Linked DNA regions of Homo sapiens: region 2 is linked to region 1. Evidence: chromatin loops called from intact Hi-C (ENCODE). Cell type or tissue: dorsolateral prefrontal cortex. All regions are shown on one strand.

What was found. A loop is a pair of places that touch in the nucleus more often than their neighbours do. Peaks named below come from ENCODE experiments on the same cell type or tissue, not always from the same donor. Only the 100,000 strongest peaks of a DNase experiment are listed, where the experiment ranks them.
Region 2: it touches region 1 in a loop (3-fold over the local background); 3 of 110 quality-filtered maps call a loop at or near these places.

Annotation. Positions count from the first base shown.
Region 1 is chr12:123,807,022-123,809,521 of GRCh38, forward strand. DNAH10 (dynein axonemal heavy chain 10) reads left to right here. Exons shown (of 79, transcript NM_001372106.1): 19 at 1,776-1,932. Among named protein-coding and RNA genes, the nearest start is that of DNAH10, 46 kb to the left of the region's middle. In dorsolateral prefrontal cortex, CTCF peaks have their summits at 1,375 (motif pointing right) and 1,575; a DNase peak (open chromatin) is centred at 1,366; H3K4me3 peaks cover 366 bases; H3K27ac peaks cover 620 bases.
Region 2 is chr12:123,895,972-123,898,471 of GRCh38, forward strand. It overlaps DNAH10 (dynein axonemal heavy chain 10), which reads left to right. Exons shown (of 79, transcript NM_001372106.1): 55 at 1,799-1,996. Among named protein-coding and RNA genes, the nearest start is that of DNAH10OS, 38 kb to the right of the region's middle. In dorsolateral prefrontal cortex, no CTCF peak of the experiment used is centred here; no DNase peak of the experiment used is centred here.

The sequences.
Region 1 (2,500 bases):
CCTCCCAAAGTTCTGGGATTACAGGCGTGAGCCACCGCGCCTGGCCCTGCTATGTTTTCTTTTGATCCATTTATTAACTCATTCATTCATTTGTTCATCCATCCATCCATCATCCATCCATCCATCCATCTGTTCATTCACTCATCCATCCACACATTCATCCCCACATCCATCCATCCATCCATCCATCCATCCATCCATCCATCCATCCATCCAAGGTTGAGTAAAGCCTGCCCTGTGCTGCCTGTTGGATTAGACTCTGGTCACAGACAAGGCCCCTGTATCCTTGCAGTTTCTCTAACCTCATAGAGAAGGCAGGACACAGGGAAACAGACATAAAAGAGATGAGTTCTGTAAAAGAAACAAAGCAGCCTAGTGTTCTGGGGAGAGAATGGAGATGCTGCTGTAATTGGGTGGTCAAGAAAGACCCCGGAAATTCCACATTTTAGTAGAGACCTGAAGATGAGGAGTGAGCTGAAACGGGGAAGAGCTTTCTGGGGGAAGCCAAAAACTGCTGTGAAGACCCACAGGTGGGCCTTTGGTCAGTGGAAGAAACAGAAAGAAGGAAAGATGAGATTGAAGGAGGGGATGAAGCTGGAGAGGGTGGCAGGGGTGGATCAGGTCACAGGGAGCCTGGGAAGCCACGGCAGGGAGCTTGCATTTTATCTGACAGCCATGGGAGGCTGCTGGAGTGTTTTCAACTGGAGAAAGAGGAGGAGAGGGAGGGAGAGAGAAACAGGGAGAGGGATCGAGAGAGAGAGGTGGAGAGAGAGGCAGAGGGGGAGAGAGAGAGAGATAAGGAGGGGGGAAGAGGGAGAGAGGAAGGGAGAAGCCTGGAGAGGGAGAGAGAAACAGGAAGAGGGAGAGAGAGGTGAAGAGAGAGGGGAGAGAGAGGAGAGAGAAGGGGAGGGAAAAGGAGAAGGAGGGAGGGAGAGGGTGAGAGAGGGAGGTGGAGTGAGAGGGAGAGGGAGAGAGAGACGGGAGGAGGGAGAGGGAGGAGTTAGATGTTTTTGTTTTGTTTTGTTTTTTGAGACAGGGTCTCACTCTGTCACCAAGGCTGGAGTGCAGTGGCATGTTCATGGCTCACTGCAGCCTCAACCTCCCTGTCTCAAGCAATTCTCCCACTTCAGCCTCCTGAATATCTGGGACCACAGGCGTGTGCCACTATGCCCAGCTAATTTATTTTTATTTTAGAGACAGGGTCTTGCTGTGTTGCCCAGGCTGGTCTCAAACTCCTGGGCTCAAATGATCCTCCCACCTCAGCCTCCCAAAGTACTGGGATTACAGATGTGAGCCACTGCGCCCCGCTAGATGTTTTAAAATAGTGTCTCTGGCTGCCATGTGAATTACTGGATGGGGTTGGGCCGGCAGGGGGAAGCAGGGAGACTGGGCTGGAGGCTGATGAAGTTCCATCCCTGGGTGTCACATCTACTTTCATCCTGGAAAGGATGGAGCCAGTAGGGCAGGCTGGGTGGGGATGTGAGTGCTCCTTTTTCCTTACCAGAGTTGAGCAGGTTTTGGAAGTCATTATTGTTTAACTATTTTCCAACCAAAAGGTCTTCAGTTTTCCAAAAGTGGAAATGAACTGTTTGTATAAATTTAGTGCAAAAAAAGAGTATTTTAAGTAAGACTCACCCCAGCCTGTCTAGGACAGCCTCACAGTGTGCCATTGCCTGTACCTGTGATTTTTGTGGCCCTGGTCATTTCCATCAATTGCTTGGTGTATTTCACTCTAGTGAGATACACTCTGAGTCTTTCTCATCAACCCCTCTTAGGAACTTGCAGTCTTTTAATTCTTTGATCCTTGGAAATGTCCCTCTGTTCCACACTGAAACCATTCTGACGGCACCTGAGATCATCCTTCATCCCAACACAAATGAGATCGACAAGATGTGCTTCCATTGTGTCCGGAATTGCGTGGAGATCACCAAGGTGAGAGCGGAGGTGCTTGTGTCCTTGCTCAGACGGCATCTCAGGATGCCTCCGCCTCCCAAAGTGCTGGGACTATAGGCGTGAGCCACTGCCCAAGGTGGAATTCTTGACCTTCTGCCTTGTGACTCAGTCATCCCCCAGTTTTCCCCACTTCAGGAAATGGCACCAACATCAAACCAACTGCTTGACCCAGAAACTCGTCCTTGTTTCTTCTTCTCTCACCCAGCCCTGCCCGGCTCACATCAGTAAGTCCTCCAAACATACTTCCCATCTGTCCTCTTCTCTCCTGTCCCCCCAGTACCTTCCTATCCCAAGTGGCCATCACCCCTCTCCTGGACTGTTGCAGTGACGTTCCATCAATCCATTCTCCACCACCGGTGGTCAGAATTACCTTAAACAAATACAAATCAGGCCAGGTGCAGTGGCTCACGCCTGTTATCCTAGCACTTTGGGAGGCTGAGGTGGGAGGATTGCTTAAGCCCAGGAGTTCCAGACCAGCCTGTGCAACATGGTGAGACCCCCCCATCTCTACCAAAACTAAAATTAATTAGCTAGGCGTGGTGGTGCA
Region 2 (2,500 bases), 89 kb after region 1:
GTGTGGTGGTGGGCACCTGTAATCCCAGCTACTCAGGAGGCTGAGCCATGAGAATTGCTTGAGCCCAGGAGGCAGAGGTTGCAGTGAGCCGAGTTTGTGCCACTGCTCTCCATCCTGGGAGGCACAGTGAGACTTTATCTCACACACACACACACACACACACACACACACACACACAGAGAGAGAGAGAGAGAGAGAGAGAGAGAGAGAGAGAGAGAGAGAGAATATATTCCCTGGAATTGAGATGACTATGCCCAAAGGCACAGATATTTGTGAGGCACCGTTTTTCCTGCACACTGTAAAATGGGCCCTGGGGCTGTGTTTTGCTAACCCCGGAGTAACTCAGGACCAGCTCTGCAGAATCTGGATTAATCGGTACTTTCAATCTGTCTTTCCTTCCTCCATTTTAATATGAGACATTCTCTGCTTTGAGCTGAATGCATTTAACAACCTATCAGATAATCCAGGTGATGTGATCTTGACACTGGAAGCCATCATTCATTCTTTCAGCGGGTGTATAGGAAGGCCCACCTTTGCCGATATGTGCTGGGTGTCATCCAGCGGTGGGTAACCGAATAAGCCCACCCAGTCCTCGGGCGGGCGAGGGGAGCAACAGGGCAGAGTTAGACGTGGTGATCGCTTCTGAAAACCCAAGGCCCTTCTGCCACGGTGTCTTGGCCTTTAGGGAAGACAGGGCTTCCTAACAGTAGGGAAGGAATTAGGTAACAGAGTGAGACCCTGTCTCAAGAAAAAAAAAAAAAAAAAAGAAGGATTAGCACGGATCACTGCTGTGGCCCTGAAAAGCCACCAATAAGTGATAGCCATTCTTTTCTTGTCCTATTAAAAACTTTAACATCATTTTTTTATTGTAGTAAAATATATGTAACATAACATTTTCCATTTTAAGCATTTTGAAATGTACATGTGGCACTAATCACATTCGTAATGTTGTGAAACCAACACCACTGTCTGTTGCCAAAACTTTTCATCATCCCAAACTGAAACTCCATACCCGTTAAACACGAACTCCCCATCGCCCCTCCCTCCAGCCCCTGGCAACCTCGAATCTGTGTTCTGTCTGTATGAATTTGCCTGTTCTAGAGAGGGTTCGTATAAGTGGAATCATGCAATGTTTGTCCTTTGGTGTCTGGCGTCTTTCACTTAGCATCATGTTTTTGAGGCTCATCCGTGTTTCAGCATCGGAACTTCATTCCTTTTTACAAGTGAATACTATCCCCGGTATAGATAGGACACATTTTGTTCATCCATTCCTCCGTTGCTGGACGCTTGGGTCTTTCCACCTTTTGCTTATTGTGATAGTCTACAGTAAACATTGGCATACAAGAATTCATTTGAGTCCCTGCTTTTCAGTTCTTTGGGGTATATACCTAGGAGTGGAATTGTTGAGTCATATAATAGTTCTATATTTAACTCTTTGAAGAATCCCTGTTTTCCTTTCTTAACAAGCATGGCTGGGTGCGGTGAGTCACGCCTGTAATCCCAGCACTTTGTGGGGCTGAGGTGGACCGATTGCCTTAGCTCAGGAGTTAAGACCAGCCTGGGCAACATGGGTGAAACCTCACCTCTACAAAATAATACAAAAAATTACCCAGGCATGGTGGCCCATCCTGTAGTCCCAGCTACTTGGGAGGCTGAGGTGGGAGGATCACCTGTGCCCAGGAGATGGAGGCTGCAGTGAGCCATGATCACGCCACTGCACTCCAGCCTGGGCAACAGAGTGAGACCCTGTGTCGAAAAAGAAAAAGAAAGAAAACATTTTTTATTCCTTCCTCTTCAGGGTATAATCCAATGATCCCGGCAGAAAATATAGAAAATGTGGTGAAGCATGTTGTCTTGGTTCACCAATCCGTGGACCACTACAGCCAACAGTTTCTACAGAAATTGAGGCGCAGCAACTATGTCACTCCCAAGAACTACCTTGATTTTATTAACACCTATTCAAAATTGCTGGATGAGAAAACTCAGTGTAATATAGGTAAGCCTTGGGGATGGGGTGGTTGACAAAAGTCATTATTATTTATGGGTAAGGATTCGAGCGCTGATCTTTTCTTTAGTAAGATGGGGCATCTTCAGTATTGAGGCCAAACGAAGCACATCTTGGATTTTGTGTCTTGGAGCGATTCTTTCATGTGGGCAGGACCCTGGCATGTCCTTATTTTTGTTCTCAGTGTTGAGTCTTAGACTTTGAAGCTTTACATTTTGATCACATTAGCAATTTTTAAATTTTATTTTTTATCTTAGGGATAGGGTCTCTGTTTCCCAGGCTGGAGTGCAGTGGTGCAACCATGGCTCACTGCAGCCTCGACCTCCTGGGTTCACGTGCTCCTCCCGCCTCAGCCTCCTGAGTAGCTGGGACCACAGGTGCAGCCACCATGCCTGGCGCACATTAGAGACAACTATCTGCTGCAGCAGCATGCACTGCCGGACAGGGCTTTTTAAAAAGTGCTCTGGCTGTTGGCCAAGGGAAGCACTGTCTTCA